2 separate regions of the Homo sapiens genome follow, and region 2 is linked to region 1. A link is an interaction called in ENCODE POLR2A ChIA-PET data of the cell type or tissue named here. Cell type or tissue: endothelial cell of umbilical vein. All regions are shown on one strand. Region 1 overlaps DACH1 (dachshund family transcription factor 1). Region 2 has its middle 400 kb from the start of LINC00348.

Region 1 (4,000 bases):
TTGCTTTTGCTATTATTATTATGATTTCTTCAAATCTGTCCTCCTGGAAATCACCTTCTTCCTTTCTTACCACCATCAACTGCTTCCACCTGCTTTTCCATTGTCTCTGGTAGCTATTACTTGCTAAGCTGCAGGCCTGTGAGGAGATTTCAGGGCAGCTGTTGCATCTTAGAGATTTTGTAGGACATTCAATATTAGCTCATTCTAGGAATACAAAAATAATCACAACACAGGCCCAGGACTCAGGGGCATACAGTCTATGGATGAGATAGGTAGGTAAGCAGGCAGTCATAACAGGATGTGCTGAATCCTCCAGGAGAACCGATTACCATGAAGTGGTTAGGAAGCGGTGCTGAAGCACATGAATTCTAGAAGGAATCCCAAGAATCTCCAAGGCCTATATTTTAGAATACAGACTGCTCTCATGAATCTATCAACTGTTGACTCTTTGAAGTAGTGAAACCCTTCAGAGGGGTGCTACTTAAATGATGTATTGTTGCTACTCAGTCTTGCCCAAATCCGGTGACATTTCTGAAGACAATTCAAGGCTCTTGTTTTCTCCTGCACTCATCTAGCTCATAAGTTCTGTTAAACATTTTAGGCTTTTTTTTTTTTTTTTTGTAAGAGCGTTGTTTTTTTCCTTGATTGTAAATGAATCCTTAAAGCCCCAGATAACAGATTATGTTTTTGCTTTGTTTGGTTTGATTTGCTGGGTAAGACGACAGGAAAAATTTGTATCACACAACCCTTCCCGGTTCATAATAGGAACCTTAGAAATTAGCCAGAAAAAGATGTTTAAAGAAAGCTTTGACAATGGTGAATAATTATTTTATATCCCAATTTTACATGGTAACCTTGAGCTCATATCTTTCCAACAAAATGATCACTTTAGGAGGAAGTGAGCACCTGAGGATAGATCCGAGTGAGGCATCAGCACACTGAGTAAAATATATGGCCATGTCGCCATTCTCCCTCATCCACAATCAATTGGATTCTTTTAGTTTAATATTTACTTGCTAAGATGAGATGCTAGTCTGCATGGTGATAAACAGTCTGCTCTTGGCATCTGAAGGTGACCTGTCAGTTCATATGGACAAATCTCCTGCTTACTGAAATGTACAAAATAAATCATTAAAGCAGGCAGGTGCTCATTCCCAGATTTAAATCACCATAGATTTATGATTTGAATTAATGCTTCATTTGGCCATAGAAATAGATGCTGAGACAGATGATATGCACTGGTTGGGGTTTCCATACTGTAGCCATCCTGATATTGATTACTGAGATGTCTTTGCAATCTCTTGTTTATATCAAGTACTATCTTGTGACAGGTTGGCTGATATGAGCTACATTGCAGATAAGAAGGAAAAATGTCCTGGATTCTTTTTAGTGGCAACACTATCCACAACATACAGGCCAGATAAGTTGCTATTTTTTTTGCTTTAAGGACTGATCTACATAACCAGCTTAAAAAATGCTGCTTGGAAATTGGGACTGGGATAATGCAAAGGCGGAATTTAAAACCGGTGAACCCAAGGTCAATTTGATAGTGTCTATAGCTATGTTTTAATCTGTTTATCCTTTTTTTGGCATTATGCACACTTTTGAGAATACTAAATTAATCACAATCAGTTTAATCTAAATAAAGGAAACTTAATTTTACTTCTAGTTTTTAAATAGTATATAAATATTGACATAGTGAGCATCTCTTAATCGTTTCTATGTTATTTAAATACTTGCTAAACCTAGTATCTTACTCCCTTCCTTAATGACAACAAAGGAAGTAACTCTTTAAAGATAAATACATTAAATATTATTCCCAAGTGCAACATTTTGTGGAGTATAATTTACCAAGAGGCAGGAAAAGACTGCATTTTTACTTCTCTTAACATTTTATTTAAGGAAAACACTATGTATACAGTTTAAAAAATACTTGGAGGATTTAAGAGGGACCTTTGCCACTAGCTAATATCTGACTCATAGAACTGGTAAACAGCTATCAACAATAGTAGATTGCTTGCTTAGTAGGAAATGAGTTCATATCTATTCAAAATGTAATCTCAAAACAGATGTCCCAAGAAAATCTCATTGTTTAAACCATAGTCATAACCTTCTAACTGCTGTAATTTCTTTAAGGAAGGGAAGTACTTGTAAGACTTTAGTATTTTCTCTTTCTGAACATTGTGGAACATAGGCAAGGGTACACTAATGCCCTGATCAACAAACCTGAACACATTTCACATGCTCAAAACATATGATTGTTTTTCATTTTCTCAAACTTGTAATCGTTACAAGAATGTAGAAGTTTCAAGTAAGATTAAGGACTTGAGTTTGAGAATAAAGCCGTCACCTTCAAGGGTATTTATCACTCCTTAGTTCTTCTATTCCTCAACCAATAAAACAAAACAAATATATGAAGGGAAAAAAAGCCAGGCAGTTAAAGAGATAAAATTATCTTCTTCAGCTCACCCTACTCTTATCTTTCTTTAATTTTAACCATTCCTGCAGAAACAAAATAGTTTATGCTGGAGTCATTTCCTTTCTTCTAACACATGTGTCTATTTGGAAGGAAAAGATTAATTTTATGATTTCAGGAAAAACTCTTGGAGACCTTGAGAAAGCAAATAAAAGGAAACTGAGAACGCAGGCCACCAAGCAGAGCTCTGCAATTGCACATTGGATTCTCTGCCTTGGCAATGTTAATGAACCTCAAATCCTTCCTATAATTAGATGAGGGAATTGCTTATATTTTCAAACAGATGATGCTGCTATAATGAAACGATTGACAGGGAATTTAAGAGTGTCTACAGTAGTCATTTGGTTTCTGTTATAAAAAAAAAGTTTAAAAAGAAGATTGGCTTTAGACATAGGTCCTGAGAGAGGTAGTAATTTACATAGCATGCTATGACAGGTGTCTTTGTATAGTAAGGAAATAAAATGGAAGACTAGAGAAATGATGGGCAGGTATAGCAATTTTTTCAGGGAGGGGGTGTCCTATGCTTATTCTGCTTAGGTTCTTTAAAAGGGGCCGAGACTCAAGAGATGGAGCCGGATTGAGTGCACAGCTGTAACTGCTGATGAGCTAATTGCTCCTTATCTCTCAGCCCCATTCATCTTCATTTTTTACCAATTACTGAGAATTATCTGTGTTCTCAGTTGGATATGAGAGTTAATCCTTTTTGGTTAAGCTGGCAGTACTGTGAGCAGATTCCAAATCGGAGGGTGAAAAAGCCAAAGCAAGCTTGCTCTAAAAATGTCTCCAGTTCAATTACAGTATCACTGATTCACAAGAAATTTGCTATTGTTTAACAGATTAAATGTAGAAAGTTTTTTTGTTTGTTTGTTTGTTTGTTTTGGTAACTAGAATGTTTTTCTGCCTAACAATGATTTTTAAGATCTTTCTTCCTGCCTGGTGAGTAAAACTTAACAATATTAACAGCCAGTCTTGTAAACGTGGAGCATATACAAGACTACCCTAAAAGTCCAGAAAGATTCTGACACATGAAATGAGAAATATTTTAGAACTGATAGCTGTCAATTAATATATAAGTAGTTTAATTAATGAATTTGCTCTCTGTAGCTTCACATGTGGTCAAGAAAGTATGTTCAAATATAAATCTTTTCACAAATGTCCCATTAGTGGATATTTTAATGGAAGACCACATAAGCATCTCTTAAAAGTATAGGAACCACCATGGTTTGTAATTCAATTGATTAAGAATAGGCCATATGGTTAATATCATCCCCTATGCAAAAGATATCTTCATATCCTGAAATTTTTACACAAAATTGCTTACCCCAATAATAAAAGACAAAAAATGTACTAAGCTACTATTCCATCAATTTAAATGCATTTTTAAATATTTACTATTTATGGCAATTTTTCTTCATTATGTATTTTAAACAAGATAGAGAATTACCAGTTTGACAATGATTAGGAATGTTGTTATTAAAACAGTATGTGCACTTCACTTTCAACAGCTTTGAATTAGAGTCTAAT
Region 2 (4,000 bases), 210 kb after region 1:
GTCAGGAAATACAAAATATCATCAGAGACTATTATAAACAACTATAAACTCACAAACTTGAAAACCTAGAGGAAACGGATAATATCCTGGAAACATACAATGTACAAAGATTAAACCAGTAAAAATAGAAAGCCTGAATAAAACAATAATGAGTAGCATGACTAAATCAGTAATGAAGGGTCTTCCAAGAATGAAAAGCTCAGGACCAGATGGACTCACTGCCAAATTCTACCAAATGTATAAAGAACTAACACCAATTTTCTTCAAACTATTCCAAAAAAATGGAAGAAGATGGAATTCTTGTTAACTCGTTCTACAAAACCAGCATTACTCTGGTACCCAAGCTGGACAAGGACACAACAACAACAAAAATATGGGCCAATACTCCCAATGAACATAGACACAAATATCCTCAACAAAATCCTAGCAAACTGAATCCAACAACACACCAAAGGATACTGCACCATGATGAAGTGGGAATTATACCAGAGATGCAAGATTGTTTCAACATATTCAAATCAATAAACATGATACTTCATATAAACAGAATGAATGATAAAAAATACAAGATCATCTAAATATAAGCAGAAAAAGCACTTGAAAAATTCAGCATCTCTTCATGATAAAAACTCTCAACATACTAGGCATAGAGAAAACATACTTTAACATAATAAAGGCCATGTGTGACATACCCACAGCCAACGTCACACTGAATTGGGAAAAGTTGAAAACATTCTCCCTATGAACTGGAGCAAGCAAGGATACTTACTTTCATTTAACATATTACTAAAAGTCCTATCCAGAGCAATTGGGCAAAAGAAAGAAATAAAAGGCATCCAAGTTGAAAGAAAAAATCAAATTGTCCCTTTTTCCAAATGACATAATCTTATATTTAGAAAAACCGAAGGACTCTACCAGAAATCTCTTAAAGCTGGAAAACAAATTTAGTAAAGTTGTAGGATACAAGATCAACATACAAAAATTAGTAGCATTTTTACACACTAATAATGAAATAGCCAAAAAGAAATCAAGAATGCAATCCCATTGTCAATAGCTACTAAAAATAGAACACCTAATAATAAATTTAACCAAAAAAGCAAAAGATCTCTACAAGGAAAACCATATAACACTAATGAAGGAAATTAAATAGAACACAAACAAATGCAAAGACATTCTATCACCATGGATTGGAAGAATTAATAGTATTAAAGTGATTTTGTACTCAAAAGTCAGATTCAAGGCAATCCATATCAAACTATGAATGTCATTTTCCACAGAAATAAAAAAGGTCTTAAAATCAATATGGACTACAAAAATAGACAGGCTATTCAATACAATCCTGAGCAAAAAGAACAAAGCTCGAGGCATTATACTACCAAACTTCAAAATATATTATTTCAAAATATGTAGTAATCAAAACAACGTGGTATTGGTATAAGAACAGACTCATAGACCAATTAAACAGAATAGAAAACCGAGACATGAATTTTCTTTTCTTTTTTTTTTTTTTTTTTTTTTTTTTTTAGACGGAGTCTCACTCGTGCAGTGGGGCATTCTCAGCTCACTGCAAACTGCACCTCCCGGGTTCAAGCAATTCTCTGCCTCAGCTTCCTGAGTAGCTGGGATTACAGGTGCCTGCCACCACACCTGGCTAATTTTTGCTTTTTTAGTAGAGACGGGATTTCACCATCTTGGCCAGGCTGGTCTTGAACTCCTGACCTTGTGATAAACCTGTCTCTGCCTCCCAAAGTCCTGGGAACACAGGCGTGAGCCACCACGCCTGGCCATAAATTTTCATATTTACAACGAACTGATCTTCAAGAAATCTGTCAAGAGCATACACTGGGGAAAAGACACCTTGTTCAATAAATGAAGCTGGAAAAACTACATAATCATACATAAAATAATAAAAGTGAACCCCTACCTCTCACCATATAAAAAATTTAATTCAAGATAGATTACAGACAAATGTAAGACCCGAAACTATAAAACTACCAGAAGAAAACATAAGTAAAATTTTTCAGGATATTGATCTAGGCAAGATTTTGTGGTTAGATCTCAAAACCACAGGCAACAAAACCTGAAATATACAAATTGGACTATATTAAACTAAAAAGCCTCTGTATAGCAAAATAAACAATCAATAGAGTAAACAGACAATCTCTTGAATAGGAGATAATATTTGCAAACTACTTATCCAACAGGGGACTAACACCCAGAATATACAAGAAAATCAGACAACTCAACAGGAAAGAAACAAATAACACCATTAAAAAATTGGCAAAGAACATAAAAACACATTTCTCGAAAGAATATACACAAATGGCCAGCAGCTATAAGAAAAAATGCTCAACATCACTATTCATCAAGGAAATGCAAATCAAAACCACAATGGAACATTATCTTACCCCAGTTAGAATGGTTGCTATTTAAATAAAAAAAAAAAAAAGATGATGGCAAGGATATGAATTAAAGGGAACTCATACACTGTTGGTGGGAATGTAAACTAGGATAGCTACCGTGGAAAACAGTACAGAGATATCTTAGAAAACTAAAAATAGGACTACCATCCTATCCAGCAATCCCACTACTGGATATTTATCCAAAGAAAAAGAAATAAAACTATCAGAGGGATACATGCATTACCATGTTTATTGCAGCATTCTAGTATGCAATAGCAAGATGTAGAATAAATCTAAGTGTCCATCAACAGATGATAAAGAAAATGTGCTACATATACATAATGGAATACTATTCAGCCACCAAAAGAATGAAATAATGTTATTTGCAGCAACCTGGATGGAACTAGGGGTCATTAGCTTAAGAGAAATATACCACGCATAGAAAGATAAATCTTATCACTGACATATGGAAGCTGAATAAGTTGACCACATGGAGGTAGAGAGTTTAATGCATTTACCAAGGCCTGGGAAGGGTGTATGGGTGGGAGGAAGTGGCATGGAGAGAGTTTGCTTGCACATACAGTTGGAAAGAATGTTAAACTAATCTTTGATAGAAGGGTAGGGTGACTAGAGTTAATAATAATGTAGTGTACTTTAAAATAGCTAGAATAGGGGACTTGAAATATAACCAACATACAGAAAATGATGGATATTTGGGTGATGGATACCCTAAATACCTTTACTTGATTGCTACACATTCTATGCCTATAACGAAATTTCACATGTACCTCATAAATACGTACAAATATAATGTATCAAAACATTTTTAAAAATAAAAAATTAAAAAATGAACTATATTATGAGGAGTTGAATCCCTTCCACCCATATTTATAGTTTACAGCATCAGAGACTTTGATGCAAATTTGAATTATGCAACTTTGAAATAGCATACTTGTAAAATATGTATATAGTCTTTATATATAGAATCTGAAATAATGAAAAAAATAAATGTGGGAGAAAAATGAACAAAGTGAAGCAAACAGGAAGAAGAAGGAGAAAAAAGAGGACAAAGGGGAATGAGAATGAAAGGGGAAGGAGAAGTTAACTGATGTATAATTAACTGAGCCACAAAGTGTAGGAGGGAAAAACATAATACAACTAATGCTAGCACAGTTATGGGGAGAGTTTTGTTAGTTTGCAATGAGGGAAGATAAAAAGGCAGCTGTGGTTAAGGAGCAATATTAAGAAGTGGAAATATTGGGAAGGAGGATTTTTGTGTACATTCGTGTCATACTTTTAGGGCCCAGTGTAAGTACTCAAATTGTTTTGGCTATTAAAATGCTGATATTGTTAATGCAACTGTGTGCAGAAACTACAGTTTATGTTTACTATTGAGCGAGCTAAGCTTTGTTAGAATTAGGCATATTTGAAAGTTCATGCACATGATTGAAATTTAATCAAATAGAGGTACTTGTAAAATTTTCAATGTTTCTATCCCTGGTTTTTACAGTTAAATCCTGCAAATATATAGTCAGATATAATTGAATTTCTAATGGCGGTGGATTCCTAAAGAGAATCATTGTGTCTTGTAACAAAGG

The links. ChIA-PET counts read pairs that join two places held together with the same protein. Peaks named below come from ENCODE experiments on the same cell type or tissue, not always from the same donor. Only the 100,000 strongest peaks of a DNase experiment are listed, where the experiment ranks them.
Region 2: POLR2A ChIA-PET joins it to region 1 with 7 read pairs; 2 of 35 experiments call an interaction of 5 or more read pairs at or near these places.

The regions. Positions count from the first base shown.
Region 1 is chr13:71,623,956-71,627,955 of GRCh38, reverse strand. The region is part of intron 3 of DACH1 (dachshund family transcription factor 1); the gene reads left to right. Among named protein-coding and RNA genes, the nearest start is that of DACH1, 240 kb to the left of the region's middle. In endothelial cell of umbilical vein, no CTCF peak of the experiment used is centred here; DNase peaks (open chromatin) are centred at 2,065, 2,595 and 3,125; H3K27ac peaks cover 3,190 bases.
Region 2 is chr13:71,410,789-71,414,788 of GRCh38, reverse strand. No RefSeq gene overlaps it. Among named protein-coding and RNA genes, the nearest start is that of LINC00348, 400 kb to the right of the region's middle. In endothelial cell of umbilical vein, no CTCF peak of the experiment used is centred here; no DNase peak of the experiment used is centred here.